Regions from separate parts of the Homo sapiens genome. Here region 2 is linked to region 1. A link is a loop called in an ENCODE intact Hi-C map of the cell type or tissue named here. Cell type or tissue: PC-3. All regions are shown on one strand. Each heading gives the region's core, and the rest is flanking DNA. Links, peaks and the distances in the headings are about the cores only.

The links. A loop is a pair of places that touch in the nucleus more often than their neighbours do. Peaks named below come from ENCODE experiments on the same cell type or tissue, not always from the same donor. Only the 100,000 strongest peaks of a DNase experiment are listed, where the experiment ranks them.
Region 2: it touches region 1 in a loop (4-fold over the local background); 13 of 110 quality-filtered maps call a loop at or near these places.

The regions. Positions count from the first base shown.
Region 1 is chr10:63,583,021-63,592,720 of GRCh38, reverse strand. All of the region lies in intron 2 of REEP3 (receptor accessory protein 3), which reads right to left. LOC105378329 (a long non-coding RNA gene) reads left to right here. Exons shown (of 4, transcript XR_001747467.3): 4 at 853-939. Among named protein-coding and RNA genes, the nearest start is that of REEP3, 66 kb to the right of the region's middle. RefSeq lists a silencer at 3,618-3,912. In PC-3, for the core only: no CTCF peak of the experiment used is centred there; a DNase peak (open chromatin) is centred at 4,080; H3K4me3 peaks cover 331 bases; H3K27ac peaks cover 1,404 bases.
Region 2 is chr10:63,533,529-63,543,228 of GRCh38, reverse strand. All of the region lies in intron 1 of REEP3 (receptor accessory protein 3), which reads right to left. Among named protein-coding and RNA genes, the nearest start is that of REEP3, 17 kb to the right of the region's middle. In PC-3, for the core only: no CTCF peak of the experiment used is centred there; no DNase peak of the experiment used is centred there.

The DNA of each region.
Region 1 (9,700 bases), core at 457-8,456:
CGGGGTTTCACCATGTTGGCCAGACTGGTCTCGAACTCCTGACCTCAGACAATCTGCCTGCCTCAGCCTCCCAAAGTGCTGGGATTACAGGCATGAGCCACCGCGCCCGGCCCATAAGGTTATCTTTTAGAGTCAATCCTGACTATAGGCCTCCCTCCTAAAAAGAAACGAAGGAAAAAATGACTACAAACTGAACCGTGTGCTTTTTTGTTAAGCTAGCAGGGATTTGGGGAATCATCATGCTTTTTTAAACTAAACAACCCTTTACCGAAAACAAAAAACAAAAAACCCTGTAAATACATTACAAGAGAAACTGTTCTGGCTGAGTCTCTCATTTATACTGCCCTAGACTCTTGGGGAGACTCTAAGAAACCCTTGTGTTCTATGAGAAGGGTTTGAAAATAAGTAATATGGTGAACTCCTCTCATTTTACAAAGGGCCAAAATCAATAAGTTGCTCAAGATCACTGCACTAGGAAATGGCTGAAGGAGGAACAGTCCACCTTGAAGCCCAAAGGATGCAGCTTTTTAAACAAGCGGCTGCCATCAGACCAGTCTCTCCAGTTCTCTAGGATTTCCTGGCTCTCTCCCTCTCCAGTACTCAGCACAGAGACCTCAGTGTACATATTATCACCTCCTTTCCCAGGAAAGTGGAGGCTTAAGTGAAATATGGCTCACTTCACAGAAAATTTAATAAATTCACAGAAAAATAAAAGCATTTAAGTAACTACTTTCTATTTTTCATTATTTCACGTTTTCATTATTTTACAACTGTGTTGATGGTTGTGATCTTCCAAGGGGATAACAACTATAAGTAATGCTCCACAAATTGTTTTAATTTACTTGTTAATAGGGTTGAGTAGAGGCAAAAGGACTGTACAGACGGTAGCCATTTGCTGACATTCCCTGAATGACGAATTGTGGAATGAATTAGAGCTGCTGCACATTCTGAAGATTTCAAAAGTAGCTGTGCTTCAGTTAAGTGCTTATTCAATTTTCAGATGAAGTCATCAAATTAATTTTAAAACTCACAAAATAAATATGTGCTTTAAAATATATGTTTTTTCCTAAGAAAGTAAAAATTATCTGTTTAGGTTGTGAGAATATTTAATAGTGTCAAAAATAAAAGAGAGAGAAAAGGCTTCAACTTTTAGTTAAATACCCAACAGCAAACTATCTAATCAATAGGGTATTTCTAGGCATTTTCCTGGTGAATTGACTACAGTTCTACATATGCAAACCCCATGGCTTTAATTTGTCTTTAATTAATAAATTCTTTGACAATTTGGTCTCTTGAACCTATGATTTTTTTTGTTCTCATCAGAAATATGAACCTTAAATATAGTTGAATACAGGCAAAAATTAAATAAATTCAATGACCATGTATTATTCATGGAAGCAACCATAAAGAAAGTTAACCTTGAAAATATATTGCTTTCTTTTTTTCCATTAATGTATTTGGTTGGGAGTTTATACCAAATGATTACTCAGTGATGCTTTTATTAAAACTACACCTCAAGGCCATTCAGCCTGCTGTTTAAGGTTTTGCTCAAAAGAAATAGCAGAAAGAAGTCAAGGTCAAAAAAAAAAAAAACAAAAACAAAAACACAAAACCTAAATGTATGTGAAGATAAAGGAAATATTCTTTAGATCAACAAAAAACATTGATAACAGAATGTAGTATTAATACCAAAAAATTGAAAGGAAACCAATACACTATCTTATAAACATATGTAACCAAATATAATATAAAGAATTGCTGTTAAAATATGTAAATAGAAGTCAGTAATTTATCAAGTGACTTTAATAAATCACAAATCACCTTTTAAGCTACTGGGAAAAAAGGTTACTAACTTTATTGATAGAAATATATTATCGGGGAAGTGAGAACAAATCGTATTTCTTTCCAGTTCGGAAACAATTGGTAAAATCAACAAACTGTTGTTTAGATATCTTCACAAGAACAATGAATAATGAGAAAGCTATACCCAATATTTCCTTAAAAGTCCCTTTGGCCCTTGTCAATCTACAAGTCCCCCATTCCCAGTGGTGCACAATTTCAACCCAGATGACAGTTCATTTTCAGAAAGGGGGCTTGTATTATAGGAGGCTCACATAACATAGGAATTGCCTGAATATTCTGCACCTCCCTTCTATGTAGCCTAGTCGATAACTATACACAAGTCAAGGAAAAAAAAAAAATTTCCTTGATCCCAGAGAACTTAATTATCCAACAAGGTGAAGTTTACACCTATAAGCACTAAGATGGGGACACATGCACATATACCCTCCTTTTCATTAATCTTTCATGTAAAACATAATTTAGTCAATTCTTGAGGACTCAGGTGGCAACATTAAAAATAACACTCACTGATTCAACTGTAAGCAAATCCTACCTGCCTCATGGCATGGGAATAGAAACATAAACATGATAGTTCCATTCTCAAGGATTCAACATTTCACTGGGCAGAAAAACAAGTAAATAACCATGATTTTTAAAATGCGTGAGTGCACCTGTAGTTCAAGCTACATGGGAAGCTGAGGTGGAGAACTGCTTTGGCCCAGGAATTCGAGGCCAGCCTGGGCAATATAATGAGATCCCGTCCCTAATTTAAAAAGATGTTCTGGGCCAGGTGCGGTGGCTCACGCCTGTAATCTTGGCACTTTGGGAGGCTGAGGTGGGCGGATCACTTGAGGTCAGGAGTTCCAGACCAGCCTGGCCAACATGGTGAAACCCCCTCTCTACTAAAAATACAAAAATTAGCCGGGCATGGTAGTGCGTGTCTGTAATCCCAGCTACTTGGGAGGCTGAGGCAGGAGAATCGCTTGAACCCAGGAGGTGGAAGCTGCAGTGAGGTGAGATCATGACACTATACTCCAACATGGGCAACAGAGCAAGACTCCGTTTCCAAAAAAAAAAAAAAAAAAAAAAAAAAGATGTTCTGCTGTTCTTAGTACATTAGACGTCCTAGCTCCCAGTATGGGTCAAAATCCCAATATTTGGAGGAAAGCTTACTAAAGGGATTATTTATAAATCTGTGTGCAAGGTTCAAGAACACCAATAAAGTATAGTGGCGTGCCCCTGAGCAAGCCACTGCAGGAACTGGTATTATATCTAGGTGAGAAGGAGGTAGGGGAGGAAAAGGCTTCCTGGAACCCAAAGATGGTAAGCAGGTGAGAGCCACGGTCACAGCTAACTGGTGGTGGCAGTGAGGGGGCTAGGAGAACAAATATTGTGACCTCATGCTTTTCCTGTCTTCTGATCTTGTGCAGGGGCCTCTCATGGGCCAAACCCAAAGGAGGCCAGAGATGATCCAGCCTGTATAGACCAGTCTCCTGGGCCATAAGCAGCCGGGCAGAGAAGTATGGAGAGTGGAGGAAAAGCTCCACTGGAGGGGAAAATAGAAGGTTCCAGCACTACTAAACCTGTTAGCCCTTTGAAACACCCAGAATAGAAATCATTTTTCATTACCTCGTCAGCTCAAATGACCATCACCTCCTGTCTGGATTATTTCAGTGGCATCCTAACTGGTCACTCCATTTTTTTGACTCTATTCTGCATACAACAGTCAGGGTGCCTACTTAAAACAGAAGCCAAATCATGCCATTCCTCTGCTCAAACCCCTCCCATGGTTCCCAATCATTGCTTACTATAGCCTGGAAAGCCCTGTGTATCTACGTGGCTCCAGCAATCTCTCTGCCCTCACCTGCTACTGCACCTCCTGTTCTGTTCTGCTTCAGCCACACCTGCTCTTTTACTGGCCCTGGTATGTGCTGATATGCTCCTGCCTCGAGGCCTTTTGCATGCTGTTTCCTTGTCTAAAATGCATTTCCCCCAGTTATCCATGTGAAGAGCTTGCTCACTTGCTTCAGGTCTGTGTTCGAATATCTCCTATCAGAGAGGCGTTTCCTGACTACCCTCTTTAAAATATCAAAATCCTAACTTCCTTATTCTGCTTTATTTTTCTCTTTAGCATGTATCACATATCATAAGCACATCTAACAAATATTTGCTTTCCCCTCTTCCTCTGCTTTTTCCCTAGTAGAATGTAAACCCCATGATGACAAAGACTTTTATTTTGATCACTGATGAATCATCTGTGCCTGGCATAAAAGGTGTAAATAAATGTATGTTGATGGATTGGTGAATGAATGTGGGAATGCACATAGCTTAATGTGTTCCTTTTGGTAAGAACTGCAAAAGGCTAGAAAGTAGATAGGAGGTAAAAACATGATGAGTACATATAAATTAATCTTTTAAGATATCTTTTTTTTTTAAGGAGAAGGAATAAAAAATAGCATGAAGCAACACGAAAGCATGTTTATGTTCTCAAGGATTTAACGTTATACTGGAGAGATAATGAGATTCAAATTATGAGAAAGCAGGAATATTTAATGGAACAAGATCCTGGATGAGATAGACAAGAATAAGATTAGGAACACAGAGGGAAAAGAGTGGGCTCAAGAAAGAAGCAGGGATACCTCTTCCTCTGGGACAGATAGAAAGGAAGAAAAGAGTGGCTGTGTCCAGAAGAGAGTTGAAGGGTTCATGGGTTAGGCCCTCTACCTTTACTCTGCAGTAGGCGGCATATTAGCTGTTAAGGCTGGACATGAGTGGGAAGGTGAGTGGATTTCACAACAGCAGTAAATGTTTAGAAAAGATGTTTTTAAGGATGGGAAAGGGAGCTGTCTAGGGAAGACCTGGAACAGACTATGACCAATGGTGCCTTCACCAGTTCTGGGTGCTGGTGCAAGGGCTATAATGAAAGGTCTAGGACAATGAAACAAGTATGAAAAGTCTAGGACAATGAAACAAGAGAAGTATGGATATGATGTACTGCTGTCCATAAAAGGTAGAATGACAGAGTGTGGCTAGAAAATGGCTGAGCCAGGGCCTGGGTTCCTCAGCCCCTCTTTGCAGGTAGATGAGGAATCTGTTGAGTTCTCACCAAAAGAATATGAGGTGAGGCTTTTGAGAAGTGGGGGTGTCTCTTCCACTTGCTCTTCCTTCCTACTGGCTGGGATGGCAGGGAGCAGAGCACCCTTGGAAGCTATGTGTTGAAGATGGGTAGAATCTGAGTTTTCAAATATTAATAGTTGTGTGGGGAGAACTTCTTGATGAAATGAGCACCTAACCAGGACTTTTATGTGAAAAAGAAATAGATTTCTATAGTTCTTCAGTCATTGCATTATTGTTACATACTATGATCATAGCGGCTTAGCCTACCGCAGTATAAGAGGTTACACTAATCTCTGTAATAATGAGAGAGCAAGGCCACAGCAGCAGTGGTTCCAGAATTAGTTAGGCACTGGTCATAGTACTATTAGCTGCCATCTGTGGCAGGGCTAATGCCCGGACTGGTCGTGACAGTGCTACAATGATTGAGAAATGGAGAAGGGGACCACATTTTAAGCAACTGTGGTTGAGATATCCTCAGGGAAGTATTTTGGAAAGAAATGAAGGGTAGGAAGGATTGATGTTCTCATGCAGCAGACAGAGGCAGAGCTAGAGGAATACCATTTTAAATTATTATTGTGATCCCTTGGCAAGTGTGAAGTCTGTGTGAATTTGTTAGCTATCATCTGCATTCAGTCTACATGGTTTCAGCAGCAATCCTCTTCTACTTTCAATAGGCCAAGAAATCAGATAAATGAACTTGTTAGAAATAGGCACAATATTTCAAGTAAATATATTCTGAGTGGGAGGCCAGTGAATAAAATGCAAAAAAAAAAAAAACATGCATAAACGTCAGTAGGAAAACTCTATAAACAAAGATGTTTGATGTTTTATTTTGCTTACTTTGTTTTCTTTGCCAAGAGTGTATCTAATGCCTTGTACAGTACCTGGCACAAAACAGAAGCTCAAAAATACTTATTAAAAGAATTAATAAGCCGGGTGTCGTGGCTCATGCTTTTAATCCCAGCACTTTGGGAGGTTTAGGTGGGAGGATTGCTTGAGCACAGGAGTTCCAGACCAGCCTGGGCAACACAGCAAGACCCCATCTCTACCCCTACCATAAAAAATTAATTTTTTAAAAAAAGAACGAATGAACTGGGTTAACTTAACAAGTGAGATTATAATTTCCATTTTTTTTCTAATTATTTGGTAATAAACTTCTCTTGAAAGTGGTCACAATGAAATGGCAATCATTTTCACTACTGGAGCACTTTACCTACTATATTTTTTGTGACTAAAGAAATGTGATGAATATTTTCATTTAAAATAAAAATATATAAGTAAAATAATCCTCAAATGGAATCTTAAAGTCATTTAAAAATCAAAAGAAATTGATTTTCCAAGGAAATATGCTCTTATAATTAGGCAAGTTCTTTTGAAGAATATGGAGTCATCTGCGATATAAAGTCATAGTATTTAAAATTACATTCTGATTTATATAGTGCATGGATCAGATTAGCCTACTTAACAAGCCAGCACTTGCTTTATTATTACTCAAATCCATAAGGCTTTTATAAAGACTTAGCATTTCAGAAATCCAGACGGTCATGTGATAGAGTTCTTAGCTTCACTCTCTCAAAGGAATTAGAGGATATTTAAAGCTGGAGTGAATACTGTAAAATGAACATACTCCTAGGCTAAATTTACTATCAAGAAAACCATGCTTCATTTAATAGGTATGCATTTACCTACCCTAATGCCAAATGAAGAGTTAGCTTCATTTCATGATCTCTTAACATTTTCAATAAAACAAGATTCTATGATTTACATTCTTAGAGAAAACTTTTATGAAATTGATTTAGATCCCAGGATAAACAAATAAAGCAAACAAAAAGTAAGCTGCAATTGTAAAATGATCCTCAGGATTTCCATCACAGAAATTGAGAACAATACCCAGGCCCCAAGTATACAAGGAAATATGGTATGGTTGGAGGTACACTGCTGTAGATTTATAAGAGCCATAGATAATAGCAGTAATGGCATATTAACTTCAAAGTATTTTTCTTAAATGATACCTTTATATAACTTGTTATGCTATGACCAGTGAGACATTATGATAGCAATGATAAAGTTAAATGTTATAATTGTAATAATTTACACTTGTATAATAAAAAGAAAAAATGTGATATATTAATTTGATAAACATTACTTAGGGCCTACTACAAACAAAACCTTTGACATGAGATAGTCATAAACCTTGATGTCAAGGTTTTCCTACACCCACAAAGCTTTCATGGGGGGATTAGTATAACATAGAAGGATAAGAATAGGTGATTACCAGCACAATGTCTGATTTAATATATAACTACTAGTATTTTATTACATTACATATTATTCACTGCCTTGTATAAATAAAATTTCTTTACTTCCAAAAGAAAGCCTTTCCTAATTACCCTGACTCCTTCCAGAGATCATATATAATCTCTGTGTACCGTACTTTTCCTTTGTAACATATCCATATGGTTGGTTTATGTAACAACCACCCCTGCCATTTGACTGTAACAACAAATAGGGATCAAAAGTGCCTTGTTCATCTTCATATTCTCAGTACCTAGCACCCTGTGCCTGGAAAGCAAGCACAGAGGATGGCTTCCACTCTTACATTTTAAGGTCTGAATTGATACACAATCCCAACAAGTAACTCTGAACTGCAAGCAGCAGTTTATCACATATAAAATAGCCTATTTTTTCAAAGTTAACAGAGTTTAAACAACTCTTCAAACTCTCTTAATTACAGACTCTTTGAATTATGAAGCTATTAATGCTGGTCTTTAAGAAAAAATGAAAAATCACACATGCCTAATGATTCACTTAAAACCATACTAAGTAAATCCAGAGCATAACATGTTAAAATATGCTTCACTGGAAAAAAAAAATCTCTGCTGAGTCTAAAAAGAAATAAACACTGCTGAATTTCAGACCACCCAATGAGAACTTTATTTTCTGACCATTACTTGTTACCCACTCAAGTCAATTCACCCAAAACATTCATTCTACACCACATTTCAGAGACAACAGAGAGATCCTCTGATACAGATTTTTTTAGAGACAGTATAGAGTTGAAAAGATCTATTCCCGATTCACTAACTTATCCAATAATTTGGTTACTTCATAATGATTCCCCCCCCACTCCATCATTAAAAACAAAGAGGAACAAAATGTGAGAAATCAAATAGAAAAGCTCCCTGTTTTATCCAACCCAGATGGCTTGGTTACGGGATTTTTTCTCAGAGCTGTGCCAAGTTAGAGGCATGGTTGAAAAAAAGCTATTTGAAGTTAAATCCAAAGTGACTAGAGACTGTGGCTGAAAATAGTTTTTTTTTTTTTTTTTTTTAAAAAGATGGGGCATGTGTTGGGGGTGAATATGTTAGCTTAGGATTGATGTGAGCTCCCTCAACTTTGGGGTACTTCTCCCCCCATGCCCATCTAAGCAGGTTTTAACTGTCAGCACCTCCCCAGTACACCAATGACTTGGGAGTTCTACTTTCAGATGCGGAACTGGCAGCAACATTGTTTACCTGCAGTTTCTAATTATCACTGCCAAATACCTCACAGAATATCCTGTTGCTCTGAAGGAGAAAGCCTCACATTATATAAATGTATCTGGTGTTACAGTGAGTTAAAATGGGGCCGACTGTATATAGAAATGGATACCTCTGTCGCAACATTGCACTGGTCTTCCCCAGTGCCCTTGAATCAGAGAAGCCTTATATATCTCAACCCTGACCTCAGTAGAGTCTAAGAAACTTGAGAGATGGGAAAGTACAGATATGTTAAAAAATTAGATGATAATTAATTTAAAAGAAGTGTTAAAGATGCAAAAATCAGGAACTGCTTAAGGGAACTGTTCCCAGGAGCAGAATTTAGGAAGGAATGACTTCTCAGTCCCAAAATAACTCTCTCCATCAACACTGGCTGAGAATTCATACTTCACTTTTTATATTATTTAAAGTTCTATTGATTTATTTGGGATAATAAGCATTTGTAAGAGACACAGTTCCCTTTTAACAGGACCACACAGAATTTCTCGGGATTTTAGCATGGGAAAAAAGACTATTCAAATATAGACTGGACTACACAGCCATCCTACTGGTTATCTTAGTTCCCATACCAAACTGTCATCCTACTTCCTTCTTTCTCTTGGTCTTGGTCCCACTTCTTAGGCACCTAGGCCTTATCTAACTTCACACAGTCGACTCCATCTGGCTCCTTCCACAAAGGACATTAACCGAGCCACCAAAAGAGATGCTTCATTCTCTAGGTGTCTGGCAAGGCTATGGCTGACTTAGTAAATGAAAAATTCCATTCTTTAGGGAACATAACAGCCCCTATATACTACTGTTGCTTTATAGTAGGTTTGACAGCATACTTTAAACATACAGTAAGTATTTAAATGTCAAGAACTGGCCCTTATAATAGTAGGACCACATGGTCTTCCTGAGAAAGCAAAGACTGATAGAAAAAAAACTCCGGGGGCCAGGCACCGTGGCTGACGCCTGTAGTCCCAGCACTTTGGGAGGCTGAGGTGGGCGGATCATGAGGTCAGGTGATCAACACCATCCTGGCTAACACAGTGAAACTCCGTCTCTACTAAAAATACAAAAAATTAGCTGGGTGTGGTGGTGGGCGCCTGTAGTCCCAGCTACTTGGGAGGCAGAGGCTGAGGCAGGAGAATGGCGTGAACCCGGGAGGCGGAGGTTGCAGTGAGCTGAGATCGTGCCACTGCACTCCAGCCTGGGTGGCA
Region 2 (9,700 bases), core at 1,232-9,231, 50 kb after region 1:
GAATTTTCATGTGAACAGATTTGTGGGAAATAATAAAATGATTATTATTTTAAGTCACTAAGTTATTGGGTGGTTTGTTACACAGTATTAGATAACTGAAAGCAGCAAGAAACTCCAGGTGGCCTTGGTGGCAGTGAACACAGACTCCTGAGGTCACAGAAAGCCAGGGGTGAATCATTACTGCTGGATGAATGGCTGGGGAGGAGCACTGGGGTATAATAAAACATAGAGAAACGTGGCAGCAATATGGCATGAGGAATAGCTAGAGGAGAGAACTGCAGGGCTGCACGATGCTACTCTGATGATACCTGTGGCATCCTGTACCTTGAACGTGCCCAGAGAGACATAGTAAAGAGCTGAGGTCGTACCTAAGTTAGACATGTTAGAATTATTAATCTATTAGACTTACGGTCAAACTGTTAAAGTCACCTTACTTAAGGTCCACAAATTGGCATCTACATGATATTAAGATGTGAAAAAACTCCAAAATATAAAAATTCCAGAAGCTTATTTTTCATCATCTTTCATTTCTTTATAATTCTAATAATGTTCTTACAAAAGGGTTGCGAGTCTGAAATACTGATTAGTGCCTTGCTGTAATGCAAATGGATTGTTTTAAAGGAACAAGGAGTGGTAATATAGTGCTGTATTTGTATAGTTGATACAAAATTTATATAGATAATATACTTCTTTGTAGATAATATAGTTCTTTGTATCATAAGGATATAAAGGATATTTATACAGAATATCACATTTGTGCCTTTCAGCAATGTCTGTGAGTTAATGAAGAACAGATGTGTCCTCATTTTAGAGATGCAGTAAAGTCATACAACTACTTAGAATTAGTGATGTTGGGTGGGTGTGGTGGCTCACGCCTGTAATCCCAGCACTTTGGGAGACAGAGGCGGGTGGATCACCTGAGGTCAGGAGTTCGAGACCAACTGGCCAGCATGGGAACCCTGTCTCTATTAAAAATACAAAAATTAGCCAGGCATGGTGTGCATGCCTGTAATCCCAGCTACTAGTGGGGCTGAAGCAGGAGGATCGCTTGAACCTGGGAGGTGGAGGTTGCAGTGAGCTGAAATCATGCCACTGCACCCCAGCCTGGGCAACAGAGTGAGACTCTGTCTCAAAAAAAAAAAACAAAAACAAAAACAAAAAGAAGTAGTGATGTCACTTATACCAACTCTAATTAGGATAATGAATTAGGATAATGATGTGTTTTGCATTTTATGAAGCTCTCAATTCTGTAAACTAGAAGTAATATGACATAGAAATATTAGTAAGTTTTACCTTATGCATAAAAATGGAAAAATGTGAATTCTAAAAGTTGTTATAATTTCATAAAAACAATTTCAAAGTTGGCTGGAAGAAGGAATTTAATATTGCTTTTATCCCATTGCTACGGGCAGGGCCACTTTAAATGGAAAAAAGAAATATTGCCTATCCTTTGTTGAGATATCTTTATTATCAGATTTTGAAGAATTTAAACTGCACGTAAAATGCTACTGGTTGACCTTTAAATAACAAACTAAGTACTCAGTTCTTTCGTTAATATAACTGGAGAGTTTATTAACCTTCAAAAAAAAAACTTCTCTGGATAGAATAAGTATGTTAGAACAAAGGTCATCAATTTCTGTTCAGCAAATTGTATACTGGTAGATGGTTATACTTCTGTAGCTAATATACACTGCTTATTTGGGTTTAAATGCTACCACTTTGTTTTTGTCCTAATATAGAATAGATGGAAACTTTATCCTTTTGTACTGTCTCATTTTCATCTGATTATTTAAGAAAAATGAATTGTACCTAGTAAGCAAATTCTAGGGTTCTATGGAAAATCTAGAACTATATGAACCATCTGAAAAGAGTCAATCACACCCCTATCCTCCTAGAAATAACTTTTAAAGGTTAAGGTCATACGGTTAGACACATGCTAATATTTCAGCTTGTTTTGTAGACATACGCCATTCTACGGCCAGCACTTAAAGATTTTAATCATGGTTGATATGAAAAATTGAGACTATAAAATAAAGGTATTGATAATTCTGAGGGAAGATGAATTAGAACTAGTCTTCAATTTAAATTATTTTATTTGTTTAAAAAGTAACATGTTTTATGGCTTAAAATAAATGCTTTTAGTAGAGATGATTCATATTTATTATAGAAACACTGCCAGAAAGAATAAAGAAATCTAAAACTCTCCCCTAGATCCACTGCCCAGAAATAATCAATGATAACATTTGATTATCTAATTTCATATTATTAGTAGAGAAAGAAGATTGATAGACTACATAGAAATGGGATCTTAAAAATATATGTCACTTAAAATAAAAATCCTTAAGCTGGGCATGGTGGTGTATGCCTGTTGTCTCAGCACTTTGGGAGGCTGAGGTGGGAGGATGGCTAGAAACCAGGAGTTTGCCATCAGCCTAGGAGACAGAGTGAGACCTTGTCTATTTAAAAAAACAAAACAAAACAAAAAACCTTTAAATTACATTTTGCTTAAATTTAACAGGTGATAAGTAAAACTGAAGGAATAAATAAATTGTACTTAACCGGTAGAAATGTCAGGGTCCAACATAATCTTTTAAGAAAAGGATTATGAAAGGCTGGTGTTCCAATTCTAAAAAGCATCTGTCTTTCTGCTATGGTAGATAAAATTTGCCCTCAAGCTTCCTTCCTCCCTTCTCCCTTCCCCATCCTTTTCAGATTTTTATTACATATTATTTTTTAACCAAGATGTAGAACACATTCTAGTTTACAGTCTTAATACTGTGGATACATTAAAAGGCATGAAATGATTTTAATTAAAAACAAACATAAAGCTCCACACTGACAAATTTTACAAATGATCTTTTCAAGGCAGCTTAAATGTGTATTGCTACAAATGTGCTGTACAGCCATCTCACAAATATGTTATTTTGCTGTTTGCTAGACTTTGTTCTCATACTAACTGGAAATATAAATTGCATTTCCAAGTTGAATTTCATGAGGTACTGTAGAGAATGTTGTAATAAAATCCAGACAGTCCCTCTATTACATTCTTTTCTCCTAATACTTCTGTAATTCAATCTTAAAAGACCAATCAAGTTTGTCTAGAAAAATCACTTCCTTATAGGCCACTAATGTTGCTTACTGTTAAGCTTCAGATAATTTTTAGATACTCAAATTTTCTTGTTTTAATATCATAAAGTCACTGAAAATCGAACTGAGAATATTTTACAATTTTTGTTGCGTTTTAAAATGGTAACAGTATTTGGCAGCTCAGCTCTGTGACCGTTTCCTGACACTACACTACTATTTCTCAAAAAATCATCACCAGGTTTTCTCTCATATCCTCTAGTGTAATGTTTTTCAAACCCAATCACCTGGAGAGTTTTTTTAAGAAAAAAAGTATGTCCAGGTGCCATCCCAAATCAGTTAAATCAGAATCTTTGGCAATGAAGTCTGAGAAAGGGTTTTTAAAGCTTTTAAATATGGTATAATACTTTGTAAGCTCTAATTCTAAATGAAGAACCCAAAGCGTCTCTATGACAATGGATAATCTTAATTTATCATGTGTTCAGTAACAGTGAACATAATTTTAACATTTTTTTAAAGAGATGGGGTCTTGCTATGTTGCCCAGGCTGATCTCGAACTGCTAGGCTCAAGAAATACTCCCACCTCAGCCTCCTGAGTAGCTGTGACCATAGGTACACACCACTGTACCTGGATTCTTAAGATTTTCTAAGAGCTTAAAGTTACATGAAAAATATATGGTCTATCAACCATGTTTCTCAAATTAAATGACAGCATCAATTTCCAACATTGGTAAAGCTATAAAACTGCTCTTCTGGCTCAAAGCTATAATTTTAAATTACCCCATCTTACAAAATTCAAAGGGTCAGTATGGTTAGAAAATTTTGCCTGTTTATCAGAAAGTTTTAGGATTGGTTTGACAGATTAAATGTTACCAAAACATAAGACCCTAATAAACCTATAGTTAAACAAGAATCTGGTTAGGAGTAAAAGAAGTAAATGGCCACTGATTTCAGGGCCCATCTGTAGACTAGCATTCTTCATACAAAAAAAAAAAGTGTTATTTAACCTAAAGTTGGCAATCTGTTGGTATTTCGGGCAACTGTAGGAGTGCAGTATAGGTATAGATAACTTTTGAAGTGAAATCTAGTAAATTTAGTTACTTTGCATTCTTTAACTAGAAATCTTTGTGAACAGATCTGCAAATCTACTAGCTAATGTCTCACGGTTATGTTCTTGAGGGGCAGTGAGGCTGTGAATGTCCTCTACTGATCAAGTGAGCACAGCACATGGAATGACAAGGAAGCAAGGGGATAGTCTCACAGGCCAAATAAATCCTGGCTATCAGTAGGTGACAGATGTCTTAGCCAGATCACCCCCACAGCAATGTTGACCACATGGAAAACACACATGGAAAATTCACCATTTAATAATGTTCATTTTCCTCATCTTTATTTATTTATTTATTTTTTTGAGATGGAGTCTCGCTCTGTCGCCCAGGCTGGAGTGTAGTGGCTTGATCTTGGCTCACGGCAACCTCTGCTTCCTGGGTTCAAGCGATTCTCCTGCCTCAGCCTCCCGAGTATCTGGGATTACAGGCACGTGCCACCACATCCAGCTAATTTTTGTATTTTTAGTAGAGACAGGGTTTTGCCATGTTGGCCAGGCTGATCTTGAACTCCTGACATCAGGTGATCCGCCCGCCTTGGCCTCCCAAAGTGCCAGGATTATACATGTGAGCCACCGCACCCGGCCCGTTTTCCTCGTCTTATATAAATGACACTCTGTGTGCATCAAGAATCAGAGCTGCACATCAAGTATAAAATGTTAATATTAGATGTTATCTCCCACTGATAGGTTTAGAACCATCCAGATTCTGGGCTAATGTTATTTTCTTACTAATTATGGGGAATTGCTGTGAAATATCACTCAAAAATTTAAATTACTCTTATGTAGGTATTAGGGAGTTTCAAGCAATGTGACATTTTTGATAGGCTAAACTAACAAAATAGGCAAGAAATATCATGAAAAATAAGAAGCAGAAGCTGTGGAGTGAAGAATATTATTCTACATTTCAATATCAACACTATCTCTTAGGCCTGTCTTAAACTGGAAGGAGCTATAGTGCAGGCACATTAATTTACACATTTTTTAGACATTTTCTTTTTATAGCAATATCCCATGTATCAAATGAATAGACAAGAAAACAACTGTTATCTGAATAGACAAGAAATCAATGGGGGTCGGGGGGGGAAGAAAGCTTTTAAGTGGCTATCTATGTATGTACCTCCAGAACCTCAAAAATCCCTTGGGTAAATAAGAAATTGGACATTCTTCTTTGGATTCATACCAGCTTTGAGAAAAAGAAAGGACAAGAGACAGCCTGCCTGGCGATTTCATAGAGGTTCTGGCCTTCTGTTCACATACTCATCATGACAGGTGCAGCCCCTTCCCTGCCTCCATCTGTGGCCTGGCTCAGCACTGAAACTGGCCTCTACACCAGGAAGAAGCATATGGGCTGGGACAGGATCAGCCTCTCCTTTCCGTTGCTACCTGCTCCCTGCTTCTCTAAGCTCGCCCCTTTAGTTACTGTAGATATCTTGGTCCTGACTCACTGCAAGTGTTAAACATGTTTTTAATGTAATCATTGATTAAAGGAAAAGAATATATGACACACACTTCTAAGTTATGAAGCACACACAGTAAAATGAGCCCAGTGAATCCGGCATCCAACTTAAGAAGCAGAATATCAAATATCATTGTTCCAGATCCCTCTCCTCTCCCAGACTCTCAGAGCTAACCCCTATCCTATAATTTATCATTATTGTCTTTTCTGAAAAATAGACTTGCTAAATATATATATGTGTGTATGTATACATTACTAAACTATACATTGTTCAGTTTTGCCTATGGTAGGGCCTTTAAAATGCTATCATACCATAGGTAATCATATCTGGCTTGCTTTAAAAAAAACAAAACACAAACACTATAACTTTCCTAACGGTCATCCAAGTTGAGGCTTCTAAGTAGTAGTTCCTGTTGTATAATATTCCATTTTGTACATAAACCAATGTTTACTTACCAATTCTTCTGTCCACGTAAACTATTATTTTTCATAGACTTTTGCTTTAAGGATTTTCCTATAAATATCCTTGCAAATGTCTTTTGATGCATATGCCAAATTTCTTTGATGGTACATAGCTAGTTGTGGGATTGCTGGGTTATAGGGTATGTGAGTGATTAACACTATAAGTTAGGGCCAAATTGTTTTCCAAAGCAGTTCCAGCATCTTACTCTCCTACTGGCATCATGAAAAGGATCCTGTTGCTGTACACATCTTTGCCAACACTTGGTATTTTCAGACTTCTTAATTTTTGCAATCTAGTAAGTGTGAAATGGAATTTCAATGTGGTTGTAATTTACATTTTCTTGAAAACTAATGAGTTTTGTCTATCTTTTTATATGTCTAGTTGCCATTGGTTTCCTCTTCTATGAGATACCAGTTCATTTGTCCACTTTTCTTTTTAGGTTAATTTTTTTTCTTACTGATTTTAAAGAATTCTTTTTATCTTCTGATTATTATACTTTATTAGTTATCTAAGCAATGTAACTGTTGACGTTTTTTACTCTCACTGGGCAACAATCCTAGTGCTGGCTTCTCCCATTGCACCCTCCTTCCTTGCCCCAAGTTAGAAAGGAATTGAGAAAACAGCAATATGAGTTTCTAATTAGCTTTTAAAATTCTATATCCTGAGGATATTTTAAATAATTTAGATACTTTTCACATAGAGAGAGATAAAATTATTATCAGGAATGGTGAATGTAATAGAAATGGACATTCAACCACCACTGTGGATAATAACTGAATCTTGATAGGGTGATGATATGTGAGTGTACACATCTGATGAAACACATAGAAATTATTATATATAAATTCTATCTCAACAAGGAGGATTTAAAATAACAGGTGTAAATTATAGCACATTAAGGTCTATGTCCGGAGCTCAACTGCCATATAGCTTTGCTACTTGGCAGCTGTGTGACCACTTTGGGAAGTTATTTCACATTTCTAAGCCTGAGGTTTCTCATTGGTGAAATGAACATAACAGCAGTACCTGTGTCATGAAGATGGTTGTGAAACAGAAACAAATTAGTTTGAAACTGCTTAGAATAATGCCTGATGCAGAATGAGCATCAGATACATGGTAGGCTATAAAACATGTAGACAAATGTTATCTGTTGCTTCCTCTATGGTTTGTTGTAGGGTCTGAAAAATTCTTCTCTACCAAATTGTGATATTCTCCTACCTTTTCTTCCAAAAGTTTAAGTGCTGTACTTTTTACACTTGGGCAGATAATACATTTACGATTTATTTTTGAGTCTGCTGTGTAGTAAAGATCTTTATTTTTTAATTTTTTTTTCTGAGAGATAACCAATTATCACAACACTATTTATTAAGTTAGGTATACTTTCCCATTGATTTTGAATTCTACCACTGTCATATCAGATTCTTTGCAAGCTTGGGTTAATTTCTGGATTTGTTACATGTTCTATTAAGTCTACTGTCAATCACAGCAACAATACTACAAGGTTGTAATTCCTACATTATAATAAATCATGACATGTAATAGTGAAAGTTTTTATTCCTTTTTCTTCACAGTTGTCTTCTTGATTCTGGGGCTTTTGCTCTTTCATATGAACTTTATAGGTAATTAGCCTATCAGGTTCCATGAAAACAACAATAAAAATCCTGTTGGAATTCCATTAAATTTATAGACTTTTTAGGAGATGAACTGATAATCATTAATTAATATTGACCCATTAACATAAACTATACATTTATTCAGATATCCTTTTATCTTTCAATCATGTTTTATACTTTATAGTTCTTTTCCTTCCAGTATTTTAGTCTGTCTTTTAACAGGAAGATAAAATTTGTTGATATTTATTGTTATTATTGATATATTTGAACCCATTTCTACCATCTTTTTTTCCCCTTATGTCTCTCTCACCTACTTGACCCCTTTATTTTGGCCTTCTGTATCTCTTTAGCCTCCTTTCCTCTCTTCTGTTAGTTTTGAAACAATAGATTATATTTCTAATCTTTAAAAATTATTATTTCTCTTCACATGACAGAGACCATACCATTCTCTTCCTACTTTTATTGAGAATGAAGGAAAAAGAAAAACCCAGAGATAAAGGTGAGGAAAGAATAAAAGAGAAGCCAAGTGACAGTGATGGCATACTTTGCAGTGGGAGAGCATAATTTTAGACCTCAAAGGAAAAACTGACTGCTTTCCTTTCTCATACAGTTCCTGCCCTCATCATACACTTAAAAAGTGTGTCTAGGCAGTGTCACTTGTAGGGTTATAGGTCATTTCATTTTCAGTATTTCCTTTATATTTATCAGTCATTCAGGAACTCAAGGTCTCTATTGTAACCATTACTTTTAAAATGGCTTACTATCCTATATTTTTCTGATCCTAGTTTTAGGTGAGCTATTTTAGTTAAAGCACTGTAAGACTTTGTCACCAGCAAAAATCTGAGGCAATTGGGTACAGATTTACACAGAGACAATACATCTGTATCTTAAACTTATAGGAAACCAATTGAAACAAGGCAGTATTTGCATCCTATTTACCACATAAAATATTCAAAACTGGTTGTAGTGGCTCACGCCTGTAATTCCATCACTTTGGGAGACCAAGGAAGGAGGATCACTTGAGGCCAGAAGTTTAAGAACAGTCTGGGCAACATAACAAGGCCCTATCTCTACAAAATATAAAAAATTAGCTGGATGTGGTGGTGTGTGCTTATAGTTCTAGCTACTTAGGAGGTGGAAGCAGGAAGATCGCTGGAGCCCAGGGATTTGAGGTTACAGTGAACTATGACTGTGCCACTGCACTCTAGCCTGAGCAACAGAGGGAGACCCTGTCTCTAAAAAACAAAAAAAAAATAAAAAATAATAATACTTCAAGATATAACATCTAGAAATTCTTAAGAATTATTTCATCATAATAAGCATAATCTTTGTGGACAAAAAAGTTTATTTCCAATTTAAATTTCTCATTTTTACTTAGCAAGGAAAGATCAGGTTTTTTTTAGAATATCTCTACACAGAACTTTCTGACTATTTTTCTCATATAACTTTATTTCACACCTTAATATTTTCAGGTTCTTTAAGATTTACATACTTCCAGGGCAAGCGCGGTGGGTCATGTCTGCAATCCCAGCACTTTGAGAGGCCGAGGTGGGCAGATCACCTGAGGTCAGGACTTTGAGACCAGCCCGGCCAACATGGTGAAACCTTGTCTCTACCAATAATACCAAAAATTAGCTGGCATGGTGGTGGGCGCCTGTAACCCCATCTACCTGGGAGGCTGAGGTAGGAGAATTGCTTGAACCCGGGAGGCGGAGCTTGCAGTGAGCTGAGATCGCGCCACTGCACTCCAGCCTGGGAGACAGAGCGAGACTCCGTCTCAAAAAAAAAAAAAAAGATTTACATACTTCCAAGGCTCTTTCATGTGGACTTATATAGGTATATCTTTAAAGAGTACTTTCATTCACTCACGATCCATTAAACATCCTAAAACCATTATCATTTCTATTTACAAAATTAACTTAGGTATACAAAGTTAAAACAGAAAGTCCCTATATTTCAGAAAACCAGAAAAAAAC